3 separate regions of the Homo sapiens genome follow, and all the other regions are linked to region 1. A link is a contact called in ENCODE Hi-C or POLR2A ChIA-PET data. All regions are on one chromosome and are shown on one strand. Each heading gives the region's core, a stretch centred on a gene start or an enhancer-like site at or near the end of the contact. The rest is flanking DNA. Distances are from core to core; before and after follow the strand shown. Region 1 has its middle 12 kb from the start of RPS24. Region 2 has its middle 280 kb from the start of LINC00595. Region 3 has its middle 140 kb from the start of LINC00595.

Region 1 (2,939 bases), core at 121-2,620:
TCACGCCACTGCACTCCAGCCTGGGCAACTCAAAAAAAAAAACAGGTTACCTGGCCCCACCCACAGCTTCTGATTCAGTAATTCTAGGGTGGAGCCCAAGAAATTGAATTTCTAGCAAGTTCCCTGGTGACACTGCTGCTGCTGTCCAGGACCACACCTGGAGAATCGCTGCCTCAGCTAATCACCTCCACCCATTTAAGGCTCAGGACCATTTCTAGCTCCTTGGCAAGATGTTCCACAAATGCCCCCAGGCTTATCATAGGATGCCATAGTTGTGTAACTTTAACCAAGTTCCTTAACCTCTTTGAGCCTCAATTTCCTCATCTATAAAATGGGGGTAATAGTACTTCCCTCCGAGTGCAGGTAAATGAGGCCAGGTGCAGTGGATCATGCCTGTAATCCCAGCACTTTGGGAGGCTGAGGCAGGTGGGTCACCTGAGGTCTGGAGTTCAAGACCAGCCTGGCCAACATGGAGAAACCCTGTCTCTACTATACAAAAATTAGCCAGGTGTGGTGGTACACACCTGTAATCCCAGCTACTATGGAGGCTGAGGCAGGAGAATCACTTGAACCCAGAAGGTGGAGGTTGCAGTGAGCTGAGATTGCGCCACTGGTGCAATCCAGAGCTCCAGCCTGGGTGACAGAGCGAGACTCATTCTCAAAAAAAAAAAAAAAAAAAGGTAAATGAGATAATTTGTGCAAGACTTAGCTCAGTACCTGGCACATGGTAAACAATAAATGTTAGCTATTCTGTGGTCATTAATTAGCAATAGTATTACTGTTCATCTGCCAGCTTCTTGAGGGCAGAGACAGTATTCCCATTAGAGACAGAATTCTCAGAGGCAGAACGGATCTTAGAGAAACTTCAGTCCAGCTTCCCAAGCCTGAGCTCACCTGGGAAGCTTCAGTCCAGTTTCCTGAAGCAGCCTCACCTGGGAAGCTATTAAAACATCAGGTGCTTGGGCGCTACCCAGATCTACTAACTCTGAAAACTGGGGCAAGAGGCTGGGCATTTGTTGTTTTTGAGACAGAGCCTCGCTCTGTCACCCAGGCTGGAGTGCAGTGGCATGGTCTCGGCTCACTGCAACCTCCGCCTCCTGGGTTCAAGCAATTCTCGTGCCTCCACCTCCTGAGTAATTGAGATTACAGGCACGCACCACCACGCCCAGCTAATTTTTGTATTTTTAGTAGAGATGTTTCACCATGTTGGCCAGGCTGGTCTCGAACTCCTGACGTCAAGTGATCCACCCGCCTCAGCCTCCCAAAGTGCCGGGATTACAGGTATAAGCCACCACACCCAGCCAGCATTTGTATTTTTAACAAGCCCCCAGCCTGGCCAACATGGTGAAACCCCATCTCTACTAAAAATACAAAAAATTACCCAAGCATGGTGGCAGGCGCCTGTAGTTCCAGCTACTCAGAAGACTGAGGCAGGAGAATCGCTTGAACTCAGGAGGCAGAGGTTGCAGTGAGCCAAAACAGTGCCACTGCACCCCAGCCTGGGTGACAAAGCAACACTCCATCTCACAAAAAGAAAAAAAGAAAGCCCCCACCTGCCAGGTTTCGGAATTACTCATCTAGCCCGGATAGCAGACAGACACAGGGAGGGAAATAGAAGCCCAGAAAAGGGAAGTCTTTTGCCCATCCATGGCCCCAGCTGATTGTAAGCTGAGTGGAGATCAGGAACTGTGACTCCTGATTCCTGATCTGGTCCCTTTTTCCGAGTTATTAATACTTGGGGCCAGGCGCGGTGCCTCACGACGGTAATCCCAGCACTTTGGGAGGCGGGGTGGGCAGATCACCTGAGGTCAGGAGTTCAAGACCAGCCTGACCAACATGGAAAAACTCCGTCTCTACTACAAAATACAAAATTAGCCAGGTATGGTGGCACATGCCTGTAATCCCAGCTACTCGGGAAGCTGAGGCAGAGAATTGCTTGAACCCAGGAGGCGGAGGTTGCAGTGAGCTGAGGTCGTGCCATTGCACTCCAGCCGGGGCAACAAGAGTGAAACTCCATCTCAAAAAAATACGATAAATACTTGGATGCCATCTCATCGACCCATAACCTTCTACATAAATTCCCTCTCCAATATGCATGATGAGCAGCCAGAGCGTTGCCAAAGTATTTCCTGTGTGGAGGAACTCGGCATGTGAAAAGAACACACAATCCACTGCAGAACATCTAATTCTCCAACGTTTTATTTTCTTTAACCAAAACACTGAACAAGTGAAATCCTTAGCTTGGCATACAAGATCCTCCCTGATTTATTCTCCGCTGACCTCTCCAGCTTCGTTTCTTACCAGGACCTCACCTGTACCCTCTCATCCAGACTGTGGGCACTGGGAGGCAGGTCTCATTTCTGCCTCCCCTCAACATCTGGCATGCGGGAAGTTCAAGGGTGAGTGGATGGGGAAGGACAGTTGGATTAATGTATGGAGGTGTGTTCACAAAGCTCTAAAACCCAGGAGAGCCTCTCTGCCAGCACAAATGAGTCAGGTGTCATACTTCTGTGCTCTAGCAGCCAACCTGAAGACTATTTTTGAAATGGAGTATCTCCCACCAGAAATGCATTGTGCAAAACTCTGCTCAAAGGCATCAGTCATGTAGGGCCTTCCATCTTGTTGATTCAAGAGAATGCCTACCTACCCACTCTGCTCCCACCTCCCCAGTGTCATCCTCTCTTCCCCTTGCAGAATGACTGGTCTCACCTTGTCCCACACTGCCTGCTCCCATCTCCCTGCTTTCTTTCCTATTTTTCATGGCCTCAAATGAGAACTTTCTCCTGTGCATCCAAATCAGATCATGTCTCTTGCCACTGCTGGTGTTACAGTAATCCTCCCTTATCCATGGGGCAAACGTTCTTAGACCCCCAGTGGATGCCTGAAACCGCAAACCCTATCTACACCAAGTTTGTTGCTATATATACATAATTAAAGTT
Region 2 (2,939 bases), core at 159-2,658, 500 kb before region 1:
GATGATGGCAGCATGCTGATCTCAGACTTCTAGCTCCAGGACTGTGAGAAATACATTTCTGCTATTTATAAGCCATCCAGTGTACAGCATGTTTGTTAAAATACCACCATGCTTCAGGGTTGCATCTCTTTGTGTCTATCTCAGCCCTGTTGGATCTAAGCTGCATTTTGCACCTGAGATTCTGGAGCCCAGGTCAGCAGCTGCCCCGCCCCGGGGTTATCTCCAGTAGTGCACAGGTGACACCTACATTGCATGTCCTTGGTCTTCACAATTCAACCAGGCATTGACTAGCAGTGGGAATGTGCTAAGGGAGCCATGCCAGGCAGGGTGTGCTTTTGTACAAACTGACTTAGCTTTTAAACAAAAACTGCTTTGGCCAGACATTTGTGTGCAAGCATCAGCTTACAGCAGGGAACAGCACTCTGTGGGCTCACGAAAAATATATGGAGGAGGCCAGATGGAGGTGTGCTGTGGCTGTGGCCTGCTGCATGGTGACAAAGGGCTGGAGGCTTTGAGTTTTGTTTGTTTTCCAAGTCCAGACCAGCAGTGGACGGGGAATCTGGAGGCCTGCTTCCTAGTCCCATGTCTGACACTCTGTTACCCAAGAACAAGGCTCCTGATGCCACAGGATCTCAATTTTCCTGTCTATGACACAGAGGGAGGTAGTGGATTACATGCTTTCTTGCCTCTGGCCTAAGCACGTTCCGATTATATGCCGAAGGAGGAGGCAAGACAAGATAAGAGGTCTCGCTTCAGCCGTTTCCTCCTTCAGGGTCTGGTCTGGGTCTCCTGATACCCAATACCAAGTGGTCCCCATCTACCCCTCCCCTGGTCCTGAAAGCTGGGGCTTTGTGGCAGGTAACACAACTTGCCTTGTGTTCTTCACTTGAGTGCTCTTGAGTTTCTGCTCCCCAGAAAGATCAGTTTCTTGCCAATGTCATCACTTTTAGCCAGCAGGGACCTATCAGCGGCTCCATCAGGCACTGGGGGCCCCAGCCCCCCTTGGCTTAAAGTCTGAGCCCTGGGAACACTGGGGAAACTTAATTCTCGAACACCTTCCACTCAAAGAGCCACTGTTCTGCAGAACCAGTGCTGGCCCCTGTATTTCAACAGCTTTCGGGTGGGTTTCCCACCCCAGACGTCGATAGGGCCTGAAACGCCTGTGAATGTATTGACCTGACTTCACCCGCAGGCTCAGTTTCAAAGGGTTGGCTGAGCTCTGAGCCCGCCCTCATTCCATCTGAGGCTCAGCTCCTGGAAACCTCAGGCTGGATCTCAGTTACTGGGAAGCCTTGCTCTGAATGTGGGTTTTCACTCAGTGTTTCCCGATGAGCCATTTCTTGTGGCAGGACGCCCACCTCTTAGGGGAAACAGCCTTCATTCTGGGAACTTCTTGCTTCATCTCTCCTTCTGTCTATGCCAGAGGTTGCTATGAAGGGGCATGCACTTAGCTGGCAGGAGAAACGGGGTGCAGCTGTGCCTGCCCTTCTTTCTCACTGCCACTGTGCCACCTTGGACGAGTCATTTCTCCTCTGTGGATGCCGGGTTCCCCCTGGGCTTATAGCAGTAGGTCTGCCTTTCTCATTGAGAGAAATAAAAGTGCTTTGTAAATAGGAAGCACTACGTAATGCTATTAGGGAATCCACTCAACAAGGAGTATTGGGGACTTTTTGCTATTTCCCTTCCTGTGACTGAGAAATTAGCAGGCACAGATTGTGAAAAACCAGCCGGCTCTTTGGAATTACAAATGTGCACACACCATCCCACTGAGCATCATTTTCAAAAGGCATATTAAGCAGCAGAGACCACAGGGGGGACCCATGTAAACAGGCCTCAGATCCTGGTGAAAAAGGCTCCCAGAAGCTGTCGTCTACTGAGCTGTTAGGGGCTGCTCCTGCTTTCTGCCCCCAACCCCGCAGCCCTGGCTGGTGAGAACTCATCTCCCAGGGAGAGGGTTCTGGTTCATGGTGAGGGGCAGGGTCCTGGTGCCATGCAGGGCTAGTGCTGCTCCAGGTCCACAGTGTGCCTTCAAGACCCAAATCCCCCAGGGCTTGAAGCTCTCCAGAACCTCACCCCCAGATACATCTCCCAATGTCATTGGCGGCACCCCATGTTTTTTCCTGTTACCCCACAGCAGGCCAGGGGGAATGTTGCCTGTACTGGACCAGTGAGGACGCTGAAGCCCCCTGAGTTGAATGAACTGGCTGAAGACGAGGCTCCCTGTTGTGGTGCTGGAATTTGACTTGGTACCCACTCCCAGCCCTTGCTGTTCCCTCCATGCTCCCTGCTCCCTGCAGATGCACAAATGAAGACCAAAGTCTTGAAAGAAGCTAGGGTCAAGCATCATTAAACCCAGGAGTCTTGTGCTGATACAAGGCAGGGTCTCTCCGGATGTTGAGGCATCATGGCTGTGTTGGGCGGAACCCCTGTTTGTCAGCAAAGGTTGTGGAAGCTCGTGCTCACTCCTAGGGGCCATGGTGATGCAGACAAGTGAGGTGCACTGTGTTTGCCTGAGCTGCTGCGGGCTGTGCTGGGCAGGCCACTCCTCCCTCCTGAGGTGACATCCCACATGACCAGCTTCACAAGGCAGCTTTCCTGAACATGGGTGAGGGGGTTCCGTGGGGGTGGGGACGCTGCCAGGGACTTCTAGGAAGCAGACAGCGTTCAGGGCTCAGCACCACCATCTCACTGCTGTGGAAGCAAGAAAAGGAGACTATAATTCAGCTCAGGGTGGCTAATGGACAGCTTCCCAGATAACAGACAGGAGGGGGAAGATTAATTCTGAAGCAGGAATAGATGTTATTTGGGAAGGGAAGGGCATTCAAGGCAGAGATGAGGTGAAAAACAGCATCGATCATCTACCAGCTACGAGTAGTTGAATCTGACTGCAGTAGAAAATAAAGGAAGCAGGGCCAGGGAGTTGGGGTGAGGGCGTGGAT
Region 3 (2,939 bases), core at 214-2,713, 360 kb before region 1:
AAGGGACTCGCGTCTCCCGGTTCCCAGACCCATCGCATCGCCTCCATTCTTGGCTCATGCATGCTTTCCTTCATCCATGTAATCCACAAACATTTTGGGAAACTGAAAATGAATGGGCTGTAGAATTTGCCCTCCAGGATCTCATGGTCTGGAGAAGGCAAAGGGCCCCAGAGGCCTGTCCCATGGTACTCCCTTCGGTCACTTCACACCCAGTGGCCTAGGATGCTGAAGGAGCCCAGGGTAGGGGAGAGGTCTCCTCCTTAAAGATGGGCTCCAACGTGGCCTGACTGGGGAAGCTTCTGGGACCAAGGCACAGAGGAGGGAAGGCAGGGACTGAGATGGAGAAGATCAGCCTGGAGCATGGAAAGAGCAGTGAGGACCTCGGCTAGGGGGGCAGTGTGGAGAGCCAAGAAAGCCATGCAGAGTTGTCCCATCAAATTTTCAAGCAAGAGAAAGAGGATGATTGAGTAGTCACGGGCATTGGAGAGAGGCTCTGCCAGGAGGGGAGTCTGCCAGGAGAGGACAGTGGATAGGCACCGAGGACTGCCACCTCTCCCACCTTCTGGGCTCCAGGTATCTACAGATAACACTGCTCATCCACACAAGGGACCAGAACAGAGGGCTGAGACCCTGTCCCCCACAAAGACCTCAAGCTGGGTAGTATACAGGGCCCTCGTTCCTTATCACATAGTCCCTTATATCCCTGCCAACTCTTCTGAGACACCCTGCCCCTGGTACCTGGACCCTATTTGTGGGCACCCTAGCTAACATAAACCCACCTGGCATCTATACATGTAGCACCTACACTGAGCTGAGCCAGCTCCACCTCAGTAAGATGCATTGCACTCCTAGGGAGTCAGGGAGTGGAGGGGGCAGGGGCATGGAGGTTGCTGTGGGACCAGAAGACCTAGGACCCCCTCCTGTGCTGTTAAGGTGGGAACTGGGCTCTGGACCCCAACTGCCTGGCTTCAAACCTGGCTCAGCCACACATGGCTGATTGACTGAGAAGTTCTCAACCTCATAGCACCTCCATTGTCTCAATCTTAACTGACAGTCAAGATCCCCATCTCGCAGGGATGTGGAGTGACTCTCTTGGGTGATGGGAGTTGTAGAACACAGGCCAGCAAGGTCTCTGCGCCGAGCCTCCATCCCTGTGCAGCATGAATGGAGACGGTGCACCTGGTCATGCCTCCTAAAGGATGACACTTCCATGCAGGTCCCCTCCCTAGAGGCGGCTAACAGGCATTGGTGTGAGTTCCCAGCCCAGCCCACACAACTAGGAGGAGTTGGTCCCCTGTGTGGATTAGGGGGCGCTAACAACCATGCTCCTGTTTTTAAGCCAGGGCCATGCAGACAGAGGTCATTTGCTGGGTCCCTTCAGGCCTCCATGAAGTTGGTCTTCCTGCTGCTGAGAAGTGCTTGACACAGAATGCCTGGAACCCCGCCAGACGCTCAGACTGAGCCTGCTTGGCACCAGCACCTGGGAAAGAAAGCCACAGAGCGGAGACAGTTCCCAGAAACTGGAGACCCAGGGCTTCTGATAAGGCCAGGCTGCTTTCCTGAGCCTGCCAGCCAGCCCCAAAACACACACAGGCAGGGGAGAGGGCACTGTTTGTGGCACGTCCAGGCCAAGAGAGGCCATCTCAGAGCCCCTGAGAACGGATGTGTCGACACTGGGGAGGCACAAGCCAGCTCCCTGCCTTCCCACAGTAGCTTGGGACTGTGCAGGGCTCTGGGGCATTGGCCAAGACTCACCCAGGACAAGGGAGCTCCATGGCAGGGGAGCAGGGGGGAGCTGCCCCTGCCTGTCCACAGAGCCAGCTCCCATCCCACGTCTTTGTCCTCAGAGCAACTGCTTGTGGGAAGCTGGCCACAGATCAGCATCCCTGGGCAACACCCAAGGAAATGGAGGCTCAGAGAAGGAGGGCAAATTGCTCAAGGTCACACCAGTAACAAGCCAGGACTCAAGGCTGGTCTCCAGCTTCACCCCTCAATGACTTCCTCCTTGTCTCGTGGCCAACCCCTTCTAGTCCTCCTGACCTGGTGTTAAGGCCACCGAGAGCTTTATGTGATTTGCTGAGATGAGTGGGATGAGCACCTGAGAGTGACGAAGAGGACATGAGTTCCAGTCCTGGTTATGCCACTGAGCAGCTGCACAGCCCTGGGCAAGTTTATTTCCCTCTCTGGTCTGTCTCTGTTACATAGGAATGATACCAGGCACCAACCACACTGACTGGGCTGCGGCAGAGCGCAGGAGCCCAGGTACAGACCGGCCTGGCCACCATCACTTCCTCGTGCTCGGTGTTCAGATACAGAACCAGCTGGGGATGACGTCAAGCTCATATTTCCTCTGCAGGCCACAGTGAGCCCAGCCACCCATCTTTCTGTGTATCCGTTTTGTTGCCTGTAGATGGTCTCAGTGAAGCTCAGGAGGTAGCATGTGTGAAATGCCCTCGGGAGGGGTAGCTGTTAGCATACACATTGCCCCATTTGAGATGGCTGAGTAATCGCATTTGATTTCTCCAGGTCATAAGTATGACAAACATCGCATGGTACCATGTTTAATATTTAAAAGGTTGTCCTGGGCTGAGACCACCCCATACCCAGCCCCTGAGCTAGGTGAGGTAAGTGAGGGGGTGGGTAAGGTAAACAGAATCATCTTCAGTTTTCTCCACTTATAAAACTGAACACAAAGACCTACACCACCAGAGATGACTGAGCAAGCCTTGAAACCAGGATCCCAGTGCCTCAGAGTACACGGGGAGGACCCAGGGGTGCACCAGCTTCACACCCACAGGCAGAGGTACCCAGGGGTGCACTGTCTTGACATCCACAGGAAGGAGTGCCCAGGGGTGCCCCAACCTCACATCCACAGGAAGGGGGACTCAGGAGTTCACGAGCTTCGCGCCCACAGGGAGGGACCCCCAGGAGGGAGTGAA

Evidence for each region. A loop is a pair of places that touch in the nucleus more often than their neighbours do. ChIA-PET counts read pairs that join two places held with the same protein, here RNA polymerase II (POLR2A). Pooled maps may share reads with other maps.
Region 2: a pooled map shows a loop between it and region 1 (2.6-fold over the local background). The contact joins two enhancer-like sites. A Hi-C loop is called at or near these places in 2 of 50 pooled maps. POLR2A ChIA-PET finds 5 or more read pairs at or near these places in 2 of 52 experiments (WTC11 and activated CD4-positive, alpha-beta T cell).
Region 3: a map of Calu3 shows a loop between it and region 1 (3-fold over the local background). The contact joins two enhancer-like sites. A Hi-C loop is called at or near these places in 2 of 168 maps with a recorded cell type or tissue (Calu3 and cardiac septum) and 1 of 50 pooled maps. POLR2A ChIA-PET finds 5 or more read pairs at or near these places in 2 of 52 experiments (K562 and activated CD4-positive, alpha-beta T cell).

What each region holds. Positions count from the first base shown.
Region 1 is chr10:78,044,087-78,047,025 of GRCh38, reverse strand. It overlaps a transcript of RPS24 not described here. Among named protein-coding and RNA genes, the nearest start is that of RPS24, 12 kb to the right of the region's middle. Within about 2 kb of position 1,370, at least 2 of the 41 ENCODE cell types and tissues checked have a DNase peak (open chromatin) inside an H3K27ac peak, as active enhancers do.
Region 2 is chr10:78,542,305-78,545,243 of GRCh38, reverse strand. No RefSeq gene overlaps it. Among named protein-coding and RNA genes, the nearest start is that of LINC00595, 280 kb to the right of the region's middle. RefSeq lists an enhancer at 1,181-1,682. Within about 2 kb of position 1,408, at least 15 of the 41 ENCODE cell types and tissues checked have a DNase peak (open chromatin) inside an H3K27ac peak, as active enhancers do.
Region 3 is chr10:78,407,620-78,410,558 of GRCh38, reverse strand. No RefSeq gene overlaps it. Among named protein-coding and RNA genes, the nearest start is that of LINC00595, 140 kb to the right of the region's middle. RefSeq lists enhancers at 948-1,759, 2,572-2,939. Within about 2 kb of position 1,463, at least 21 of the 41 ENCODE cell types and tissues checked have a DNase peak (open chromatin) inside an H3K27ac peak, as active enhancers do.